Regions from separate parts of the Homo sapiens genome. Here region 2 is linked to region 1. A link is a contact called in ENCODE Hi-C or POLR2A ChIA-PET data. All regions are on one chromosome and are shown on one strand. The core of a region is the stretch at or near the end of the contact, and the rest is flanking DNA. Distances in the headings are between cores, read along the strand shown.

Region 1 (5,808 bases), core at 1,370-3,869:
TATTTATTTATTTATTTTGAGATGGGGTCTAGCTCTGTCGCTAAGGCTGGAGTGAAGTGGCATGATCTCGGCTCACTGCAACCTCCACCTCCCGGGTTCAGGCGATTCTCCTGCTTCAGTCTCCTGAGTAGCTGGGATTACAGGTGTCCGACACCACGCCCAGCTAATATTTGTGTTTTCAGTAGAGACGGGATTTCAACATGTTGGCTAGGCTGGTCTCGAACTCCTGACGTCAAGTGATTCGCCCACCTGAGCCTCCTGAAGTGCTGGGATTACAGGCGTGAGCCACGACACCCAGCCAATTTAATTTAAACTAAATAAAATGTAAACTTCCATCTTATCATAATGATGATTCAGAATATAACACCCATTTAAATATTCAGACAAGCTTCCAAAAACTACTGCAAGTTAAGCATTGTTAGCTTTAGTGTGTGCAAGGGGGAAAGTGACTAAGATGCAATGTTTCATAATTCAGGTATTTGAATTTGCTTAGTCACATTTTCTTTTACCAGTGACTTTGAAATACAAGTGTCTGCCCTATGATAAAGTTTGTTTGTGACAGTAGCCAGATTAGAAGGAAAAACACCACTTTGTCTTTTATTTTTTTCTTTCCTTTTCTGTGACCACTTTAATTAATTTTATCCTGCTGTTTCACTTTCATCAATATAATAGATAGCACTCAGTGGCAAATTACACCAGTTTTTGATCTGCAATGGACAAGTCTGCCATGTTAGAGCAAGAAAAAGATGAGAAAAAAGAGAATTTACCAAGCCGACTTTTAAAAATGTCTATTAATATTTTTGTAAATGCCCAGTGATTATTTCTCTAGGACTACATTCTTTAAAGCCTTACAATTTTTGTTGTTCACTTAGAGAACAAGATAAAATCTTTGTTGATCAAAGGATGATATCTACATCCTGATTAGAGAATTGGACTCCTACAGTGAGGTGTCATTGCGTCTCACTGCTTGCCAGGAAGTTTCTCTGGCTATAATTAACTGTGCCGATGAGCAAAATTATTTTCCTTCAAAGAATATTAGGGTACAGTAGACATGACATATTAGGCCAGCCTCACAAATTAGCACAGGCCCACAGAGCCTGCATAAAATTAGGTCAGACTTGAAAGATATCAGGCTGTGGTCCAATAAGCTTCTTAGTCTGAAATGGAAAATTGGGTTCACAGGGTGTTAGGGTCACTGTCTTTATTTAAGTGTGATAGAACTGGTAACAATTTTCAGGGTTAAAGACTGATTTTTCTAAGCCACCAAATATTTCTGGTTCTTCTCTTAGATAATTTATTGTGTTGCATAATTTATAGAAAAGAAGGTTCTCCATTTTCTCAATACTCATACTTTAATAAATTTAACTCTGACTTTTGCCTATAATACACAGGCTAAGAATAAACTCCCCAAGTATTTCCCTGGAGGTCTGTAGTTTCCCCATCAGAAGTAAAGTCTCCTAAAAGCCCTGTTTAAAATGCAAAGTATTTTGAGAGTTAACACTTCAGGCCACTAGTATGTATTAATGTCCTATGGTTAAGGTTGAGCAAAATGCACATTAATTTAGAATACAGAGATAATTAAAGTAAGGCTGGAATGTGCATAAATAGATGTAATCATAATTATTAGAGGCATAGACATCATGTCCACAGTTACAGACCTCAAGGTACAAATAGAGGAAAGAGAATGGATCAGCTGCATATTCAGTACTCCCTGGCTATCTGTGGGGGACTAGTTCCATGACACCCGCAGATACCAAAATCTGTGGATGCTCAAGCCTCTGATATGAAATGCTGTAGTATTTGCATATAATTTGTGCACATCCTTCAGGATGTTTTAAATCATCTCTAGATAACTAGTAATACCTAATACAGTATAAATGCCATGTAAATAGTTGTATTTTGTGTTATTTTTATTGTTGTATTGTTATTTCTAATTTTGTTCTGAATATTTACAATCTGGAGTTGCTTGAATCCACAGATGAAGAACCCGAGATTTGGAGGGCCAACTGTATTTGATTCTTAAACTGCTTGTCAGATATTTCTCTAATTTCAATTTGATTAATAAGCTTTGTTTTGGGGAGTGATCAATACAGCCTATTCATTTTGAGCACAGGCTTTGGAGTCACAAGTTCCCTTTGGAGGACCTGGTCGCTGACACTACGGTTGTACGCTGACTTTTGTCAAATGACTTAACCTCCTTGAGCTTTGGTTTCCTAAACTGTGAGATGGATATACTAATAGTATCCTAAGTTGTAAAGTAGTTATGATGATTAAATGAGATAAATGAAAGTACATGTTTCAAATGCTTAATGCCTGACACACGTTAATGGTCATGGTCGTCATCATTATCGTTATTAAGTGGCCAACATGGATAAAGAGTATAGTCTGGATTTGTGACCTTAAATTTTTGGCTCTAATATTCGCCAGCGCTCTGCTCAGAACATTCTCTGTTCGCATTTCATACAGCGGTGCCAGCGCACAACCAGGCAACGCCCTCAGGAGCATCATTGTTTTCTGGACCTGGTTCTTTCTCGCTCTGCCCTCCAGGGGCCGCTGTGTTTCTCGGAATGCGCGCGGGATGCCCGGTTGCCACGAGACCGTCGCCAGGCAACCGCGTGTACACATACTCCAGGCGGGCCGGGGCGCGTCAATATGGCGGCGCAGGGCTCCCCCTCGAGCTCTCCGTCAGACGACTCTACCACCTCGGGGTCTCTGCCAGAACTGCCGCCGACCTCCACCGCGACTTCGAGGTCGCCCCCAGAGTCGAAGGGGAGCTCCCGGAGCTCGCTGCTTCAGTGGACCTGCCCCGAGGACTCATTGCCCCTAGCCGTGTTTTATGGGCCGCTGGACGCGAAAAACCCGCTCCTGGCCTCTTGTGAGAAGGAGATCCAGGAGTTGTTAGGCTTTATGAGGAAAAAGAAGGCTTTAGCCACCACGGAGGAAGAGAAGCACGAATTCCGCCGGCGTTGGTAAGCGCTGGCGGGGCACTGGGGAGGGCGCCGGCCAGAGGAGGGACCCCTGGAAAGGGCTGGAGGATGCAGGTGGTGGCCCCAGAGATGGTTCAGCGTTGCGGACGCAGGGGCTGGCTGAAGGGCCCAGGAGAGACAAAGTTTAAGAAGTGGAGACTCGTCGCTCTTAACAATCCTTAATTCCTGGGAGCTGTTATATCTTGGCTTCCTGCTCAGGTCAAAATAAAAATCTACACAGAAATGTTTCATAACTCACCATTTGTTATTTGACCAGAAAAGAAAGATGGTAACATAAGCAGGAAAGAACCTTAAAAAGAGTTCGCAGTTTGCAGTAATAACATGGTGATAGAACTCCCAAAAAGGCAAACAGTTGCGCAGAATGAATAGCAAAATTAAGAAAAAGTCACTGTAATCCTAATAGCAATATAAGAAGGAATTAAAGTGCACATGTTCACAGGATGACATACTTCATTGTATCAAGAGCTAGCTTCATGAACCTGAGCTACCTCGAAGTTATTCCTTTTTCTCCATATACAAATTTATATACTCATAACATGGAAAGTTGTGAAACCCTTGAGCGAGCCAAAAATTTATACATGAATACAAAATACGAAAATTAGCTGGGCATGGTGGCACATGCCTGTACTCCCAGCTACTCAGGAGGCTGAGGCAGGAGAATTGCTTGAACCCGGGAGGCAGAGGTTGCAGTGAGCTGGGATCGCGCCACTACACTCCAGCCTGGGCGACAGAGCAAGACTCCTTCTCAAAAAATAATAATAATAAATAAATAAAATAAAATATTTTTTATTTATGCATATAACAACTATTTATTGAGCACATACTGTATATCAAGTGCTGTTCAAGGAACTAGGAAAACATCAAGTTAACAAAACATATAAGAATCCATGTCCTTATAGAGCATATGTTTTTGTGGGTATAAACAACCACTAAACAAATATGTAAGTAAATAATCTTACAAGGAGATGACTGCTAGGGAGAAAAATAGAACAGGGAATGGTGTTGGAGGATATGAGATGAATGTTGCAATTTTATCTTTTTTTTTTGAGACAGGGTCTCACTCTTGCACAGGCTGTTGTGCAGTGGCTCAATCCTGGCTCACTGAAACCTTGAACTTGGGGGCTCAAGGGATCCTCCCACCTTGACCTCCCAAAGTATTGGATTACAGGCATGAGCTACTGCGCCTGGCCTGAGTGTTGCAATTTTAAATGGGGTGGTGAGAAGCCTGGTTAGGGAAGGTCAGGAAAAGTTGCTTTTGAGAAAGATGAGAAAGATATGGGAGCAATTGATGAGGATTTTTGTGCAAAAAGTAGGTCACACAGGGAGAATGGCAGATGGGAAAGACCTGGGGTGGAATTGTATTGTGGGAAGAGCAAGAGGGAGGGAGATCAAGAGTTTACTTTTATAAAAATTGAGATGTGATTCAGCATCCAGGTGGAGCTACTATGTAGGTAGTTGGACATTTGAATCTGGAAGTCAGATGAGATATACATTTGGGATTCATATGATATTTAAATGATGACACTTGATGAATAGCTAAGGGAGTGTGTGTGTAAATGGAGAAGGGAAGAGTCCAAGGATTGAGCCCTGGGATGCTCCAGCATGGACAGGGAGAGGCAATAAGAAGAAACCAACAGAGACTAAGGAGGAGGGGCCAGTGGAAAACCATTAAGTGCCTGGTGTACTAGAAGCAGGTAGAGAAAGTATTTCAGGAAGAAAGGAATGATCAACTGTGGCAAATTCTGCTGACTGGCCAAGTAAGATGAGAACCAAGAATTGACCAAGGAAAGCCCATTATATACCTACTCTATATGCTTTATTTATTTATTTATTGATAGGGAGTCTCACTCTGTACCCCAGGCTGGAGTGTACTGCTGCGATCTCAGCTTACTGCAACCTCTGCCTCCCAGGTTTAAGCGATTCTTGTGCCTCAGCCTTCTGAGTAGCTGGGACTACAGGTGCCTGCTACCACGCCCGGCTAATTTTTGTATTTTTAGTAGAGATGGGGTTTCGCCATGTTGGCCAGGCTGGTCTCAAACTCCTGACCTCAGGTGATCCACCCGCCTTGGCCTCCAAGATTGCTGAGGTTACAGGCATGAGCCACCTTGCCCGGCTTATACATTTATATTTAAATGGTTTTTATCTTTGAACTTCATCTCCCCATCTCCACTACCAGCGTTCCAGTCCAAACCACCACCATTTCACATTTTCCCTGCAGCCACTCTGTCTCCAATCTATCCTTCACCTAGCAGTCAGGATGATCTTTACAAATCTTATCTAAAGTCTTTCTATTGCTTCCCATTGCTTTTGGAATAAACTTAAGAATTCTGATACTCTCCAGGGGCTGAGGTGTTGACCCTGCCTGCCTTTCTGAGCTCAGCTCATCCCTCACTTCTCTCTCAGGACTTTCCAGAGAAACAGGTCCTACTGTTTCTCACCCCAGAGCCTTTATATTTGCCATCTTTGTTGTCTGAATGTTCTTCCCCAAGCTTTTCAAAAATCTGGCTCCTTTTTTCAGGCCTCAGCTCAGTTGTCACCTCCTTAGAGTGGCCTTTCCTATCGAATGCAGATTCACTCATAGGTTTATATTTTTTAATCGATTTGTTTTCTTGTGTATTGTCTGTCTCATTAGGATGTAAGCTCCCTGGTGACTTTGGATGTGTTTCTTTTTCATTGCTGTATTTCTGGCACTTAGCCTGGGGGTTGGGACATAATAAACATTCAATAAATATTTAGTATTGAAAGGATTCAAGAGTTATTATCCTTGGCCTGGTGCAGTGGCTTACGCCTGTAATCCCAGCACTCTGGGAGGCTGAGGCAG
Region 2 (5,808 bases), core at 2,106-4,605, 230 kb after region 1:
CATGAAAATGTCTAGGTTAAACTCTTCCTAGGGTCTTTTGTATGGTAACATGCATTCCAGGCTTCTTTTGTACCACGTTCAGGCATTTGGTTTGTCTCCATCATTGTCTCTGTCATTCTTACTTTCTCCCTTAGGTGAAAAAGCCCAGTCCCAGATCCTCCTGCTGGGCCTTCCAAGAGCCCTAGCCCTCCCTCATCCTCAGCTGACCCCTAGATTCAGACCCTCATAATTTAGGAGACTAGCCAGGTAGGGAAGTGTTGCTGTTGAAAGAGGAGAGGAAGTTCGGTGTATTAAGTTCCATGTTATTTCAGAATTTTTCTTTGTACTTAACAAACTTAATTTCTTCAGGTGGATATATTTTTCTGTCATTTGTAGTCAAATGATTTGTGGTTTATCTTTCTCTCCCACAGTCTAGAAGCCCAGTTGAATGAAGCAGGCAAAGACTGTGATCTGAATTCTCTCACTTCTCCCCTGTTCAGAATAAGAGCAGGCTTTGGATCGTGGATGGAGATTTTGAAAGAGATATTTGAGTATTGTGGATTATGCTCTTCCAGCTGGTCTCACGCTCAGCTCTTAGACTGAGGGGCTTGTTCACATCAGCAGAACTGATGCTTCCATGGAGATCTTATTGAAATGTTAGAAATATCTGGAAGAGGGCTTTCAGGAGTCCTGGGATCCCAGAAGAGGAAAAACTATATCAGTAGCCAATAACTTGAATAACATCACTAAATACCTAAAAAATTCTTTCAGAATTGTCTGATTTGTTGTAAGAATCAGCTTCAGCCTTCTAATATATGACATTAGGGACTATTTGATACAGGAATATGTTTCTATATTCCCGTGTTTCTATATTATCATTGTGTTTTTTAAAAAATTATTAAACTTATGGATAGTTTTCCTGTGAATGATGAGTTTTAAAAACTATTAATAGAATTAGGGTGGGTGCAGTGGCTCATGCCTATAATCCCAGCACTTTGGGAGGCCGAGGTGGGCAGATCACTTGAGCTCAGGAGTTCAAGACTAGCCTGGGCAACATAGTGAAACCCCATCTCTACAGAAAATACAAAAATTAGCCGGGCATGGTGGTGTGCGCCCGTAGTCCCAGCTACTCGGGAGGCTGAGGTGAGAAGATGGCTTGAGCCCAGGAGGTGAAGGTTGCAGTGAGCTGAGATTGTGCCACTGTGCTCCAGCCTGGGTGACAGAGCCAGACCCTGTCTCAAAATAAAATAAAATAAACCTAGAATTAATATTTAAACTAACCATAGATATCCTTGGTCCTTCCAAAATTTTGTGTCTTTATAGAGATATATTCAAAGGATGATGGAAGTTCATTTTATAATCTTACAAAACTTAAAGATGAGATCACTCTTAGCATGCTAAAGGTAAGTTTGAAACTGTTTTCAAACCATTAAGTTAGTTACCAAAAATCCACTATTAGGCCCTGGATGGGCCTGCTTTCAGAGTTATGCTTGCTCTTGTGAGAGCAGTTACCTTTTCTTGTGTAAGAATGGGTTGGAGCCAGAGGTGGAGTTTACTCCTCATGAGAAAAGTAGATGTCCAGTGGTGTCCAGCTTTGACTTCACAACCTGATTAAGGTGCTTCAGAAAATATGATTCGGCTGGGCGCGGTGGCTCACACCTGTAATCCCAGCACTTTGGGAGGCCGAGGTGGGCGGATCACCTGAGGTCGGGAGTTCAAGACCAGCCTGACCAACATGGAGAAATCCTGTCTCTACTAAAAATACAAAATTAGCTGGGTGTGATGGCGCATGCCTGTAATTCTAGCTACTCAGGAGGCTGAGGCAGGAGAATCGCTTGAACCCAGGAGGCAGAGGTTGCAGTGAGTCAATATCACGCCACTGCATTCTATTCTGGGCAAAAAGAGCGAAACTCCATTTCAAAAAAAAAAACAACAAAGAAACATGATTCATTATTTGGTGGGATATGAGTATTCCATCCCGTTTATCATTTCCCAATAATAGTGATGACAATGGCATCAACAGCTTTTGCATGATTATTTAATTTTTATAACTTTATGATGTAGGTAGTAATCATTTTGAACTGTGCTGTGCTGAACCATGAGAAAACTGAGGCTTAGACATCTAAGAATTTGACTAATATCATACAACTAATAAAATATAGATCCAGGAGAAGGACTACATCTTTTTGATTCAAAATCCATGTTCTTAAACATTATACTGAATTGCCCTAATATTTATATAATATTCACTGCTCTGCACAAATACATTTTTAGTGGCCTGTCACTTGAAAGATTGGTTGGTCCCTTTATCTTCTGCCATGTTAGGCTGCTATTTACTATTGATTGTCTACTGTAAAAATCTCATTATCTTCACATTACCAACTAGGTGACCATACTTTAACTTGAAATACAGTTGATCCACATTATTCACAGATTCTGTGTTTGCTAATTTGCAGATCTACTGAAATTTATTTGTAGCCTGAAAATCAACACTCTTGGCACTCTGTTGGCTATTCGTGAACACACGCAGAGCACAGAAAAATTTGAGCTGCTCAATGCACGTATTCCCAGCTGAGTTGAACAAGGAGATGCTCTGACTTTTTGTTGCCACTCTCATACTGTAAACAAGTGTCCTTTTCACGGTCTATTTAGTACCATGCTTTTTGAATTTTTGTCAATATTTACAATGACCCTCCAGCATAGTGCTGAAGTGCTGTGGAGCATTTCTAAGTTAAGAGGGCTGTGGTGTCCCTTATGGAGAAGCTATGTGTGTTAGATAAGCTTCCTTCAGAAGTGAGTGCTATTGGCTGTGAGTTCAAGGTTAGCAAATTAACAGTATATATTAAATATACTGTTATATATCCTTAGCCATAAACACACATTAAACAAGGAGGCTGTGTATTGAGCAGTTAATGAAAATGTTGTGACCAGAGGCTCTCGGGTACTTTTCTCCATGTCTCCCCTAGGAGCAATGGCTCAGTATCCAGTAATCAGTGTTTGCAAGAACTTTATAGAACATAACTACTGTGAATAGTAAGCACCAGCTGTGCACACAAGAAAAGGTCACTGTCATGCATGCTGACGCTTGCTTTCACTTTCCTTTTCGTTTTCTGTTGCCTTTTTCCTTTTTGCTGAACTCTCTTCTCTGGTAATTAGATACCAAGTTCCTTTTTGGTCTTCCATTCATTGTTACTTTTCAGTACATGAAAAATATTTGCTAAAGAAGAAAGAGACAGTATTTGTATTATTTCTGAACTCACGTGATGTATGGTATCCTTTCCTTAGTCGATGTTACTGATGGAAGCTGAGGACAGGCTAAACTTCCTTCTGTCCGAGGTGGAACAGAAGACCCTGTCTCAGTGCTCCGCTGGCGAGCTGGAGATTGTGGTGGAGGCCCGGCTTCAGCTGGCTGCAGTTGCTCTGCAGAGGCACCGGGCGGCATACAGGTGCGTCTCTCCATGCACAGGGGAGGGATACCTTTGAAGAGAGTTCCTTCACCCTAGTTTATTAAATAGACTTAAATTTTATGTAAGTTTTAGAAATTCCTATATCCATAGTATGCTTGCTTTTTATTATTCAGGGAAGTTTTCATACATGATTTCACTTAAAATTATAGCTCTGGCTGGGTGTGGTGGCTCATGCCTGTAATCCCAGCACTTTGGGAGGCTGAGGTGGGCAGATCACTTGAGGCCAGGAGTTGGAGACCAGGCTGGCCAACACGAAGAAACCCTGTCTCTACTAAAATATGAAAATTAACCAGGCTTTGTGGCGGCACATGTAATCCCAGCTACTCGGGAGGCTAAGGCAGGAGAATCACTTGAGCCCGGGAGGCAGAGGTTGCAGTGAGCTGAGATTGCCCCTCTGTACTCCAGCCTGGATGACAGAGCAAGACTCTGTCTCAAAAAAAAAAAAAATTACAGTTCTCAATAAAGCAATTATTTTATGAAGGCACACAGCTGGGTTGTTTAATTTCATATATAGAATGAACAAATTAACAATGCTTTGATTTTTTTATACATTTAATTTACTTTTTAAAAAGACTAAACCTTTTTACGAATAAAAGCTATGGAGTGTTTTCTTTTTTTCTAAAACATTGACTTAAAATATTAAAAACAAACCTATTTTGAAAAAGTAAGTTTCTGCATCATATTGCACTGAACTGTTTAATAAACTGTTGTAGGTAGCTAATTATTTAAATGTGCTGCAATTGTTAGTGTCAGCTCTTTCATTTAGTTTGTTCATCGATTTATTTATTTAGTCAACCAGTATCTGTTAACTCTCTCACTGCCAGGCTCTGATCTAGGCAGTGAAGATATAAAGATGCATAGAATACAATTTCTGTATCCATATGCTCACAGATATATAAGCAGTCAGGTAGAGTAGTAAAAATAATATTACAGCGCTTTTTTCATATTTAATAATATGGACATCCACATTCAAGAGTTTCTCCATGCCATTTGTGATAAACACTTCTATCATGAGGTCCTCTGACACATTCAATAGTGATTCATCTAATAATGCATACATTTCTTATCATTCATTAATTCGTTTAAAAAATAAGTTTGTGCACTTTCAATATGCTAGGCACTGTTCTAAGCTCCTGGCAAGTATCAGTGGCCCAATACTCATATATACAGTCTAAACAAAATATATAACAATATTGTGCAAAATCTTGCCCTATATTCTAATAGATAATAAACATGCTGGCAATAAACTATAAACACAAGTAAATTACAGAGTGTGGGCAAAAATGATAAGTGCTATGGAGAATATAAGGAGTAGAGGTTGGAGGGGGACGAGTTACCATTTTAAAATCGTGTGGTTGTAATAAGTGTGACTCCATTTTGATGTTCAATGGCTGACAGCTTTCAAGCCCGACCACTGTCCTTCTCTTTCTGCCCCTGACCTGAGCAAGCAGATAAGAAAGCCCATCTGTTCCCTCCTTTGGTGTTAGTGGAAAGTTCAAACCATGTAAGTCCTGGCCCATGTGCAGGAACTCTTACCTCAGTGCCACCCACCAACCACCATAAAACTCCAAGCCAGTCTCTTTTCCTTACTTTCTCCATACATTTTCCCACCTGTTTGGGAACCTGCTCTGATCTTCTTGCAAGGTCTCTTTATGTGAGCAGTACCCCATTTCATACCCTCTTGACGTGTGTGTATCTGGGATCAGTCGTGACATCTGAACCACATTTTGGGTGGTCAGGGCAGGCTTCATTGATGAGGTGACATCTGAACAAAGTACTTAAATGAGAGAATTATCCATGCAAATATCTATAGACAAAGTGTTACAGGCCATGGAGACATGCCTGATACATGTTTGAGGGACACCTCCAGGCCTCTTGTGGCTGGGGTGGAGTGAGTGAGGGGCAGAGTTGCAAGGGAGATCGGCAAAGAGGTAACTGGTGGACAAGGAGATTACATAAGACCTTTTGGCCAGGGTAAAGACTGACTTTGAGTGAAGTGGGGAGTCATTGTGGAGTTTTGAGCAGAGGAGTGACATGATCTGATTTTCATTGTAAAGGGTTGGCTCTTGCTGCTAGTGTGAGAATTGATTATAAGAGGAAAAGGGTGTGAAAGCAAGGAGATGAATTAAGGAGGCTATTATAATAACAGAAATATGGTGGTGTTTCTTACCAGTGTGATAGCACTGGAGGTAATGAGAAGTATTTGGATTCTGAGTAAATTTTGAAGGTAGAGCCATTCTGTTTTACAGATATTGGATGTAAGTTGTGAGAAAAAGAGAGGAGTCAAAAAAGAAGTGGTCATTAACTGAAATGGGGAGGTTGTAGGGGTGCAGCTTATTTAGGGGAAACACCAGGAATTAAA

The links. Hi-C counts contacts between places; a loop is a spot of excess contacts on that map. ChIA-PET counts read pairs that join two places held with the same protein, here RNA polymerase II (POLR2A). Pooled maps may share reads with other maps.
Region 2: a pooled map shows a loop between it and region 1 (3-fold over the local background). The contact joins the enhancer-like site here to the promoter of CFAP54 in region 1. A Hi-C loop is called at or near these places in 5 of 50 pooled maps. POLR2A ChIA-PET finds 5 or more read pairs at or near these places in 2 of 52 experiments (Panc1 and common myeloid progenitor, CD34-positive).

The regions. Positions count from the first base shown.
Region 1 is chr12:96,486,958-96,492,765 of GRCh38, forward strand. CFAP54 (cilia and flagella associated protein 54) reads left to right here and starts at 2,620. Exons shown (of 68, transcript NM_001306084.2): 1 at 2,620-2,969. The coding sequence starts at 2,653. RefSeq lists a silencer at 2,474-2,768 and an enhancer at 2,659-2,868.
Region 2 is chr12:96,717,141-96,722,948 of GRCh38, forward strand. CFAP54 (cilia and flagella associated protein 54) reads left to right here. Exons shown (of 68, transcript NM_001306084.2): 49 at 1,303-1,382; 50 at 3,265-3,425. Among named protein-coding and RNA genes, the nearest start is that of NEDD1, 190 kb to the right of the region's middle. RefSeq lists enhancers at 2,996-3,175, 3,196-3,305. Within about 2 kb of position 3,356, at least 8 of the 41 ENCODE cell types and tissues checked have a DNase peak (open chromatin) inside an H3K27ac peak, as active enhancers do.